Linked DNA regions of Homo sapiens: all the other regions are linked to region 3. Evidence: chromatin loops called from intact Hi-C (ENCODE). Cell type or tissue: Caco-2. All regions are shown on one strand. Region 1 overlaps PLCE1 (phospholipase C epsilon 1). Region 2 overlaps PLCE1 (phospholipase C epsilon 1). Region 3 overlaps PLCE1 (phospholipase C epsilon 1).

What was found. Peaks named below come from ENCODE experiments on the same cell type or tissue, not always from the same donor. Only the 100,000 strongest peaks of a DNase experiment are listed, where the experiment ranks them.
Region 1: it touches region 3 in a loop (7-fold over the local background); 6 of 110 quality-filtered maps call a loop at or near these places.
Region 2: it touches region 3 in a loop (4-fold over the local background); 8 of 110 quality-filtered maps call a loop at or near these places.

The regions. Positions count from the first base shown.
Region 1 is chr10:94,121,900-94,125,899 of GRCh38, forward strand. The region is part of intron 2 of PLCE1 (phospholipase C epsilon 1); the gene reads left to right. LOC107984255 (a long non-coding RNA gene) reads left to right here. Exons shown (of 3, transcript XR_007062252.1): 3 at 1-3,532. Among named protein-coding and RNA genes, the nearest start is that of PLCE1-AS2, 15 kb to the left of the region's middle. In Caco-2, no CTCF peak of the experiment used is centred here; a DNase peak (open chromatin) is centred at 1,592.
Region 2 is chr10:94,064,545-94,068,544 of GRCh38, forward strand. The region is part of intron 2 of PLCE1 (phospholipase C epsilon 1); the gene reads left to right. Among named protein-coding and RNA genes, the nearest start is that of PLCE1-AS2, 42 kb to the right of the region's middle. In Caco-2, no CTCF peak of the experiment used is centred here; a DNase peak (open chromatin) is centred at 2,067.
Region 3 is chr10:94,005,517-94,009,516 of GRCh38, forward strand. The region is part of intron 1 of PLCE1 (phospholipase C epsilon 1); the gene reads left to right. Among named protein-coding and RNA genes, the nearest start is that of PLCE1, 14 kb to the left of the region's middle. In Caco-2, no CTCF peak of the experiment used is centred here; a DNase peak (open chromatin) is centred at 1,845; H3K4me3 peaks cover 333 bases.

The sequences.
Region 1 (4,000 bases), 120 kb after region 3:
GGAGCCATGAAGATAGAGGCCACACTGGACATTTCCAGCTGGGCAGAGAGAGGAAGGTTAGAAACCAGGAAAAGATGAGCAGGAGTTCAGCCAATGAAGGTTTGGGGCACAGGAAGCAAAAAGCCTGGTCTTATAGGTTGGCATTGGTCCCCTCCACCTGTTGGGGACACACAGAAGCCTGGAGCCACAGGATGTCAGGAACTTTCTGTCCCTTTCAGCTTCACACATGCACAGCTTAGCGAGAACATTACCCTTGATCCTCTGAGCCAGGGATCACAGTCTACGGGATTTGTGAAAATTTGGTTTTGTCTTGCAGGGAATTTGTCCCCATGTAATTCATTAATTGACCCATTGCTCCTTAGAGCTGCAAGGAGCCTGGTAGTTCAGGCCATTAAGTCCCTTCTGTAGGCCTAATTCATGGCCTGACATCACAATCCTAAAAACATAATCCATTTGTCCTGATTTGATTTTTTCTTTTCGAGAGGCTCCCTTGGCAGCCAGGTTTTCTCATTATGATATGATTCATCCATATGGTAATTACCATTAGAATTAGTATCTCAGACGTGATTCATCTTTGGAAATATTAAGCTGGAAGCATCACTTACAGAAAGGCCTGTTCCATTTACAGCCATGGGGAATGTCTGCAGAGATGCTCCTTCATCCAGCTAGCATTTGTTGAGTTTTGCCCTGTACTGGATTCTGAACTAGGGGCCTTGAGGCGTATAGAGATGAATAGGCCCTAGACTGTGCCCTCAGTAGCTTCCATTCTAGAAGGGAGATGATAGGGACGTAAGTGCTTGTCAGATGGATGGTACAGTCAGAGATGAAAGGTAACATGTTCTCCTTAAAGTCTAGGATACAGGTTTTCAAACTCTAGCAGGAATCAAAATCACCTGAAGGGCTTGCTAAAACACAGATTATTGGGTCCCAGCCCAGAGTTTTTGATTCAGTAGGCCTGCGATGGAGCCCAAGAATTTGCAGTTCCAACAAACTCCTGGGTGAGGAGGATGATGCTGGTCTGGGGACCACACTTTGAGGACCATAGCTCTAAGTCTTCAATTATTTCTCCACTGTGCCCTTTCTCCATTGCTTGCAGCATGCTAAGCAGTGCCCTGTGCTGGGGACAAAATGTTTATTAAAGCTTGGTCCCTGTTCCAGTGGGGAAATAGTAGGAGAGTAAACAGTGATTTCTGTACTTCACAGAAAGTGCTACTAGAGCTTTGCTTAAGGTGTCATTGGATCACCAAAAAGAACATGATTATTTCTTGCCGGAACCCAGGGAAGGCCACATGGAGGAGGTAAAATTTTAATAAAAGGGATGTGGATTGGAAGAAGTTGTATGGAAGGGCATTTGCAGCTGCGAAATTCCCAAGTTTTCAAATGTCCTGGGGCATCCTCTAACTTCTTCTGAGATGTTCCCCTGAAGTGATAAAGGTTCAGCTTACTTCCCATAGAAGCCTCTGGCACAGTTCTGGTTAATTCGCCTGGTTTTAGCAAAGTCTTTATGTTTGTCTTTCCGGAGTTCTGTTTGGTCAGTGTCTTGCTCGTGCATGGTCTGAATACTCTCAGTAGAATGGAATTCTCTGCACAGGCATTTGAATGGAATGTGGAATCATGAGCAGAGCAAACAGCAGCCTGCTACCAAAATTCTCCTCCCCATCCCTGCCATTTAAGTCTCCAAGCTGCTGCAACTACCCCCTCCAACAGCCTCACTGTTTTTGTTGACTCTTCAGGAAATTCGACAGTTCTTATATCATTGCATTTTGTTTACACACAGACACCCATCAGACATGAAACTTCTAGTATCTTCAACCTTTTAGAACACTGCTTGTAGATTCCAAAGTTAGAAAAGAGGCTCATGAGACTAGTAAAGGGGTTTCCAAACCATAGCGCAGAGCTCTTACACTTCATGCTGTGAGAGGCCCCTGCGTTGTTACCACCTATTAACTCACAGGTGACACCGTTAAAATAAATGTCATTGTTTTTCTAGCTCAGGGCACTTTAAGAACCACATTATGGGGAGGATAAGGGTGCTATTAGAAGCACATATATAGTCACTAATGCGAAATGGCAGCTGATACTGAAGGAGAATAGTAATAAGAGAGAGGGAACAGGAGAAGCTAATGTATTAGAGAATAATGATCATCAAAATAATCATCAAAATTAAGTTTAATTATACCCTCCATCTGCCACTGAAGAAGGGGCTGGGTATGATATAGGGTAAAATCCCAGCACGCTGGGACGCTGAGGCGGGAGGCTTGCTTGAGCTCAGGAGTTTGAGACCAGTGTGGGCAACATAGCAAGACCACATCTCTACAAATAATATAAAATTAGCCCAGCATAGTGGTGGTGCCTGTAGTCCCAGCCACTCAGGAGGCTGAGGTGGGAAGATCACTTGAGCCCAAGAGGTCAAGGCTGCAGTGAGCTATGATTGTGCCACTGCACTCCAGCCTGGGCAACAGAGTGAGACCTTGTCTCAGAGAAAAAAAAAAAAAAAAAGAAAGAAAGAAAGAAAAAGAAAGCAAGGAAGTATGGATTATAGAACAGTAACACTAAAAGGGACCTTGGAGATAATAACTGGCCAGCCTCTTCGTGATAAAGATAAGAAAACTGGGGCAAAGAGTAGGTTATGAGGAAGAGGGTTTCAGTTATTTGCCCAGTATCACACAATTACACAGTACAGACTGTGGGTCTCTCCAGGGCAGAGTCTTTTTTCTTTTTAAAATCATTGTTCTCCAGCATCTACCATAGTCGATGTAACTGCAACTCAATATTTGTTTATTTAAATTGATTTAGCAGAGTCAATACATTAATCCGTATCTTGGTTTCTTTTAAACCCCATGATCCTTTCAAATGATCAATTTCATGAAAAATTAGTAGAGAGAATAGATCAGATTAAGTCCTTTGACTCTAAGCCCATCAGCAAATGATAATGAAATGTTGTTAAACTGTTGGTGGATTTATCAGAAATGGCCAAGTTTGGTTACTAGCAATTAAATCCACATTTGGCTACAGCTATTCTGAATACTTTGTAAAGATTTTATGCCATTTCATATGATTTATATATCTAGTTTTCAGCAAATACAGGTGACAGTAGAATGTCGCCTGTGGTTCAGATGAATCCAATGTAGTCAGGGCCAAAAAACCAGAGGATTCTAGCCAAGTTTTTGGTGAAGACATAGAATTGAGAAATTCACTTATTCAATCAAGAACTGTTCATTGAGAACTTATAATGCCAAACACTGTTCTAGACACTGCAGATACAGCAGTGAAAAAAAGAAAATCTCATGAAGCTGACATTCTAATGGAAGGAACAGACAACAAACAACAAACAAACAAAAAGTGATGGAGGGATTGTGACTACAATTACCCCTCTGTTGAAAGTGCTTCCTCTGACATCTGTAATAGGATTTTCTGTTTGGTTTGGTAGTTAACAGCACTAGCTTAGACATGGAGAGTCTTGATGTTAAGTCCTAGCTGTGTGCACATTAGCGCCTTATTTTTTTTTTTTGAGACAGAGTCTCGCTTTGTTCCCCAGGCTGGAGTGCAGTGGCGCGATCTTGGCTTGCTGCAAGCTCCGCCTCCTGGGTTCATGCCATTCTCCTGCCTCAGCCTCCGGAGTAGCTGGGACTACAGACACCTAGCGCCTTATTTTTAAATGCTGATAATAGTAGAACCTCTTCATAGAGCTGTTCTGCGGTTTAATTGAAATCACATCTCACTACTCAGGGCCTGGTTCATTTTAAGCATTCAACAAATGATGCAATTATTATTATTATTGAGTCAATGGACCTCTAAGTAACACACTTTCTTCCTGTTGAAAGATTTCAGAAGATATGCCATCAGATCTTAGAACCTCATAATTTTTCATAAGTGATCTCAAAAAGATAGCTTCTGAAACAGAGCAAGTACAAAATTGACCCCACTTGACAATACCCTTTTTGACTTTAGTAGAAGTCAAGTCAAGAAAAAGCTCTGGCTATTCCAAGGAGCTTTCCTT
Region 2 (4,000 bases), 59 kb after region 3:
AAAATAATAAAAGAAAGACCATGAGCCTTACAAAGGCAAAGCTGGGTTTCAGGTCCCAGCCTCGTCACCTTGCTGCTAGGTGATCCTGGGCAAGTTTGACCTCTCTGAGCTTTCATCCGAAAATGAGGACAATAATCTTTACCATGTGGATTTGTTAAGATTAAATAAACAAATGTGGTAAAAGTGCTGAGTACAGAACCTGGGTTGCATGAATTGTTCATTACATGGCTGTGCTTGTTGAGGGTCAGGGAGCATTCAGAGTCCCTGTGCAGTAAGAAACAGAGTAGCCCAAGCCCTTTTTCAGCTGTGTCCCACCTTTTCCTGGCAGAGCCCTGAGCAATAACTGGGGTGGGAGTTCAGGTTTATTGATGTTTTATTCTGTGACTGCTTTCTTAGGGTATGAGCCAAAAACTTTTTCTCATTCTTTGTTCTAAACTCAAGAGTATTTGGCACCAGGTTTAGTCCTAGCCTCTGTTTCTCACTTGCTCCTTAGGGAAACTATCTGTTTTTCCTCTGTTAGCTTGTGTCTGCCTCCTCCTATTTTTATTGTCTCTGGCTCTCACATCACCTAAGCCTGACTCCCCATATTTTTATTTCCCACCCCAGCTTCTCACCCAACTCCTGCCTTCACCCGTCCTGGATTCTGGACCTTTGTCTTCCCTGGTCACTGGAACCTGATTGTCTTTGTTTCAACTGTCCACCAATTTGGTCCCAGACTCTTGGATTGCACTGGATTGGTGATACCATTTATTCCTTTTCCTCCCTTTGACCTCTCGGCTCTGGGGCCATAGCTCATGTATGACACTTGCTCTATGGAGAAACTTAAACCTTGTTTTCCAAGCTTAGACCCAGAATCATGGCCAATCTTCTCTTGGCCTTATGTGCTGTGTGCAAAACCTTATGCTGTTGCTGCTTTTATTTCTTCCTGGATGAGAAAGACATGACCCGTGGATTATCATCATGAATTCTACAGGCCTCACTCTGTTGTACTTTAGTCAGATCGCAGGCATGAGGCTTATTGCATCATATTTGCCTACCCCCATAAAATTATGAAATCTCTGGAGACAGCAGTTGTCCTTAATTATCTCTGTGTCTCCAGTATTTTGTTCAGGGCCTGTTATACAAAAGAAGGCCTTTAATTAATGTTTTCAGTATTAATTGGAAATTGACACTCTGCCAGAAAAGGTCAACCCACAGCGTCAGGGAGGAGTAGGACCATTGGCTGTTAGAGGGCAGCAGGGACCTTGGAATAATTCCAGAAATGGTATCTCAGCCTCAAGTTATTTGGGGGAATGTCCCATGGCCATTTGACAGAGTCAGTGAGGTGGCCAACCTCTCTGCTTGGGGAAGACTTTCTAGATAACCATTAAGGCACAAAAATTGCTGTGTTAATAGCCTTTCCCCCTCCTTTAACCTGTAAAAGATAAGTCTGTGTTTGCTTTGTCAGTGTCCTCTCTTTAAAGAGGCAGTATTTTGGCTAGCTGAGAGAGAGAAGCTAAGTTCATCTATAAAACAATCTATACTCTCAGGGGGAGGAGAAGAGGCACAAAAATCACAAAGATCTATGTGGAGACAGCAAACTTTGGGGAGGTCATTTTGCAGAAGAGTGTTCTGCAGCAGCTAAAGGATAAAAGGAATTGGAGAGGAAAGGGAAAGGGTGAATGGGCCCCTCTGATATTCTCTAACAAAAGCAAATAAAAGATTTAGCTTGTGAATTAGCTTTCTCTGTCTTTTTCATTGTTCTGTCCCTTGCATCAGGCACAATGCTTGGCACATAGATAGCTCTCAGTTAATATTTATTCAATTAATTCCTTAAATAATATTTGTGGCTGTTGGAATTGTATCCTTCAACAAATGATGCTGCCCAGACTACAAGACCTATAGTCACACAATTCACAGTGTTATGGGGCTTGGAGCACGATCTTTTGAGACCCTAACTCTGGTATGGTGGAGGTATTAATGGAGAGGCAGGGAGACATGTACCAACTCACTCCCAACTTCACAGTGAAGTGGCCATGCCCTTCTGTGCGTTAGTTCAGGACCAAGGACAGCATTCCTTGGACGCTCCCCCTCACATTTTAATGCACTATTCCCATGCTTGCGTGTGATTTCAACATCCTGGGCCCCTTGTCTTTCCATTACACCTGCTCTGCAACTTCCCGACTGGGATCAATCTAATACTGACTTCTCCACTTCTAGATATAGACGGCTAAGTACTGCTGGAGAGAAATGACAAAGCTAAACTTTTGGATGACACACAATTTCATGGTTTGTTATCTCAGCTCCACCAAGCAGTCCTAAAATGTCCCTTGTAGTCACTCTTTATCCCATACCCACAATGGTATTCCAAACCTGCATCACTCCAGCTATTCGCACGTTTGCCTTCCTGTTCTGTCTCCATATATGACTTTGTCTCCTATTTCCAGGGGGAATTGAGGTTACAAAGTGTGAATTCCTTCAACTTCCTTTTTACACTCACTTTGCTTTCTTTGTTCACCCTTAAAGGAAAAGGTGTCCCTTGGCCTCTTCAAAACAAAACCCCTATCTCTGCTTCTGATTTTCCTCCCCAACCCTCAGGTCCTCTAGGACCAGACCCTGTTACCTCAGATATTCTCTCCTTCTTCTTGATCTCTGCTGGATCTTCCTAACATACTGGTTAGTGACCCGGACAACCATGAGACTCTGTCATAATCACAAGGACTTCTTATTTAAATATAGAGATTTGGGTACCCTGTTTCTAGCTGACTGAATCAGAGTTTTTGGAGGTGGGCCCTGGAATCTACATATTTAACCAGGATTCCTGGTTCAGAAAGCACCATTAAAAGCTCTGCCTTTACTCTTGCTGCCCCCAAACATCCTGAACCCAGGAGCCAGAAAGACCTCTTCATAATGCAAATCTGATCATCTCATTCATTCCTTGTTAAAAGCCAGAGTTTTTGTTTCCTTTAAATAAGTCAGGTTCAAGGCAGGATACACATGGCACATCAAACTGGACAATATGAAGAGAGTTTAATGCTGGTGATATTTACAAAAGTGTGGCAGGATGTGGGACACAAATAAGGCCTGAGCAACACCCCAGGGCTAACAGCAAAGGGCCTGAAGGGGGAAGAGGAGGGAGCAATTACTTGTGCAATGAAAGAGGGCTGCTTGGCCAGATGTGAAATTAGTGGAAAGAGTCATCTAGCCTGCAGCAAGTGGCAGGAAAGTACAGAGTAAAAGAAATACTCCTTCTTCCTCTGCTTCCTCCTTCTGAACCTGGGTTAGTGCTGGCCTTTGGATGAGGATAAGGGAGACTGGTACAGTGTTTACAGGCCAGCCTCCAGCATCCAGAGCTTGGAGCAGGTGGAGAAGGGAGGAGTATGGGTCTTGGGGAAGGGGAACATGCAAACAGAAGTTACATAGCATGGTTTCTAACCAGCACTCCTAAGATAGGGGCTGAACCCCCATGGTGGCACATAATGTCCTCTTCCAGCAGGCTTTGTCCTCCTGCCTTGCACCCTCCCCTGTAACCTCTATGCAGACTGGCAGAAGTGGGGCTCTGCCAGTCCCAGGTTGTTTAATTGCTCACATCTGTCCCATCTCTTTGCTCATGCAGTCACCTATGTCTGAAATGCCCACTCTGCTTTTGTTCACCTAAAAACTCCCAAACTTCCTGCAAAAGTAAGCCCAAGTGACACCATCTCAATGAAGCCCCTCTTTAGCCTTCTCAGCAATAGAATTGACCACTGCTTCTTTCGTGCTCCCATCATACTCCACGCTTCTCCACCATTGTAATAGTACAGTTGACCCTCTGTTATGCATCCTCGGATTCAAGCAATCACAAATAGAAAATATTCGGGGGAAAAATAACAATTCAACAATAAATAATACAAATAAAACAATGCAACATAACTATTTACATAAAATTTGCATTGTATTGGATATTATAAGTAATCTAGAGATGATTTATGCTATACAAGAGGATGTGTGTGGATTTTTGCAAATAGCCATTTTATATAAG
Region 3 (4,000 bases):
TTTACCAAGAAATGTCTGGTAAGGACTTCCACCTCTGTGAGTGCAGTTGCACCTTTACACCAATGATTCTAAGCCTCTCCACAGCCTAATTCTCACTTCTGAGCTCCAAAGCTGCATATCGGGTTGGCTGGGTAGCATCTCCCCAAAACTCGTGTCCCAAACTGAATGCATCTTTTCCTAAACCCATTTCTCCTGAGTTCTCCATCGTAGTGAGTAGAACCTTAATCAAACCACTTGCTGAGACCAAAACCCTCACCTGATTGAGTCTGTGGTTTCTTAGCACTGAAGGCCTCACCTTCCCAGTCATGACACGCTGCTGCCTTCCATTCTAATGTTTGTCTTTCCCAATAGAGTGTATGTGTGCCCTATGAAGCCAAGGCCAGGGACTTTTGTTGGTTGTTCATTTCTCTTATTTCCAGCCCTCACACAATATTGAACATGTGACAAAGGTCTCAAGAAATACATGTTGATAGGTTGTACAAATGGGAATTCCTGCCCATTCTGCCTTCTAAATATCTCTGTAATCAGGCATACCCGGGTTTGATCCAGCTTTGCTGTTTTCTAACTGGGTGGGCCTTGATGAAGCTATTCTTAAGAAATTATTTTTAGATAATTTCTGATTTACAGATTAAGCTATTTTTAATCTCTCTATGCCTCAGCTTCTGAATCTGTAAAATGGACATAGTCATAGCACTTACTTCATGGGGTTGTGATGAGGATTAAATGAAATAGAGCATGTAAAGCTTATTACTGTGTTTGACATGTAATATCATCTGTTATTACGAAGATAAGTTTGGAGCTAGAATGTGAAAGACGTTCAGTGCAGATTAAGAGACATGTGCTTTACCTTTTAGAAGGTAAGGATCCATGAAAGGTTTCTACTGTGTGGTGGAAAAACCGTGAGCTATGGAATCAACAGACAAGTTCAAATGACAAGTCTACCATTTAATAACTGTGAGACTTTTTCACATGTTTACCTAGCCATTCTCAGCCTCAGTTTCAAAGTCTCTAAAATTTGGGGTAACAATACCTCCTACAAGGGATTGTTGTAAGGTATGAATGAGATGGTGTCAAAAACATCCAACACTACTTGTTTTTTTTAAAATTTACTTTCTTTACTTTAGTACTAAGCTCTAGGTTTCCTTGGAAACAGATCTGCGGTCAGAACCTTGTTCTTGGCTAAGCTCACTTTAACATTTTTATCAGATACTTGGAGAAGGCATAAAGCCGTATTTCCCAAATTGGCAAATGACTCAAAGCTGGGAAAATAGCTGATACAATAGGTGATGGAATGAAGGCTCAAAATGACTGTGGCAGGCTGGAATGTTGGTCCTTTACCAAATGGGACATCTAGTTAGTGGGTCAAAGCAGTTAAGAGCAGGGAGACCACTGAGGGTGATTCTGCTAGTCCTGATGATGTATGCAAAGGATCTGAATTGAGGTGGTGTCAGTGGCAATACAGGGAGTTATTAGTTGGGAAGAACCTTTTAGAAAACTTATTAGAATGTGACAGCTGATTGGATATTTGGGGGTGGGTGTGTTGATAAAGAGGACTATGGATGATTAGGAAGTTTCCTTTCTGGGTTTCTAGGGGAAAAAAGAGGTACCGGTTCATAGGAAGGAGGAAGTTAGGCAGAAGAGCTGGATTAGGGAGAGGGAGAGAGGACAGGAGTCTGGTTTTCTACATCGTGTGTTGGCTCTACTGAAGAGGAAGTTGAAAAATCAGGACTGTAGCTCCAAGGAAAGGCTGTGTCTGGAAAGAGGCATTTGGAAGTCATCCACATAGAGGTGATAGTTGAATCTGTGGGTGGGAGGGGAGGGGATGGCCAAGGAGTGGCTGGTGCTATTCAGAATCATTAGCATTGTTGGCTGTAACTTTAGATAAGCAGTGTAAACAAACCCTTGCCCAAGTGGGAACTAGTTCCACTGCCTTCCTGGTGCTAGTATGTAACTTGTTAAAGCAAAGTTCTGCAGGATGAAAAGAATCTCCTAACAATTTCAGGTTTAAAAAATTATATTTTTAATTACAGAAGTGATATACAAATACATTCTCTCTCTCTTTTTTTTTTTTTTTTTTTTTGCTACTGGTGTTTCCAGAAGAGTGAATACATTCTTGTTTCTAAATAATGTAAACTGCATATAGGTTAAAAGCCCCCTGTTAGTCCCCATCAAAGCCTACTTTCTTTTTTTTTTTTTTTTTTTTTGGAGTTATTTGGTCTGGTGGGTATTCTTATAGACTTTTTTCTATGTATTTACATAGTTACACACATGCACATGCACATAAAGATATACTTTTGTTTTCGTGTGTGGTTTTCTTTTGTTTTCTATAAATGAGTTCATACTATGTTTTGTTCGATTTATTTTTATTTTTAAGAATATGGCCAGGCATGGTGGCTTATGCTTGTAATCCCAGCACTTTGGTAGGCCAAAGTGGGAGGATTGCTTGAAGCTAGGAGTTCGAGGCCAGCATGGGCAACATAGTGAAACCCCCATCTCTCCAAAAAAAAGAAAAAGGAAAAAGAAAAATTATCTGGACATGGTGGCACACACCTATAGTCCTACCTACACGAGAGGCTGAGGTAGGAGGATTGCTTGAGCCTGGGAGTTTGAGGCTGCAGTGAGTGGTGATTGTGCCACTGCACTCCAGCCTGGACAACAGAGTGAGACCTTGTCTCAAAAAAAAAAAAAAAAAAAAAAAGTAACAATATGCTCTGAAAATCTTCAGGTAAATTTATCTAGATCTAAGTCACAAAAACAATAAAACCTGCTTTCTGGGTACAAATGTACCATATTTTGTTTTGTTTGTTTTTGAGATGGAGTTTTGCTCCTTTGCCTAGGCTGGAGTGCAGTGGCATGATCTCAGCTCACTACAACCTCCACCTCCCTGGTTCAAGCTATTCTTCTGCCTTAGCCTCCTGAGTAACTGGGATTACAGGTGCGTGCTACCACACCCGGCTAATTTTTGCATTTTTAATAAAGACAGCGTTTCACTACATTGGCCAGGCTGGTCTCGAACTCCTGACCTCAAGTGATCTGCCTGCCTCAGCCTCCAAAAGTGCTGGGATTACAAGCTTAAGCCATCATGCCTGGTGAATGTATGATGTTTTATTTAATCATTCCACTATTGATAGAATATGCCTTGTTTCCAACTTTTACATCTGTCCATCCTACAGGAATTTGCTTCTAGGAGACTGCTGAAGTGCCCCAGAGGCTGGAATACTTTGGTAAATAGTCAGCCAGGAGGTAACAAGCCATCTGGGGCAACAAGAGGCACATAAGGAGAAAGGAGGTAGAAAATGCTCCTTCTTAGTGTTGCTGCCATGGCTTAGAGGAAGGAGACCTATTCATTTTGGGGACTCAGAAGTAGATGAGAGAGGCTGAGCCGTGTGTATGGGTTTTGCAGGGTGGAACCATGGATGGGTGCTAGAGGTGAACTCTAAGTACTGCTCCTTACTGCTCTGGTCCCATCACCTCCCAGGGGTCAACTAGTAACACACCTTTGACCTCTTGTGTTAGTCTTCTCGTGAATTGCTATAAAGAAATAACTGAGGCTGGGTAATTTATTAAAAATTTAAAAAGAGATTTTAATTGGCTCACCATTCTGCAGACTGCATAGGAAACATGGTACTGGCATGTGCTTCTGGGGAGGGCCTCAGGAAGCTTACAATTATGGTGGAAGGCAAGAGGAGCCAGCATGTCACATGGCAAGAGCAGGGGCAAGAGACAGAGAAGGGGGAGGTCTCAGACTCTTAAACAACCAGATCTCATGTGAACTAATGGAGTGAGAACTCACTCATCACCAAGGGGATGGCACTAAGCCATTCATGAGGGATCCATCCCCATGATCCAAACACCTTCCACTAGGTCCCACCTCTAATATTAGAGGTCACAATTCAACATGGGATTTGGAGGGCACAAACATCCAACTATGTCATTCTGCCCTTGGCCCCCTAAATCTCATGTTCTTCTTATATTGCAAAATACAATCATCCCTTCCCAA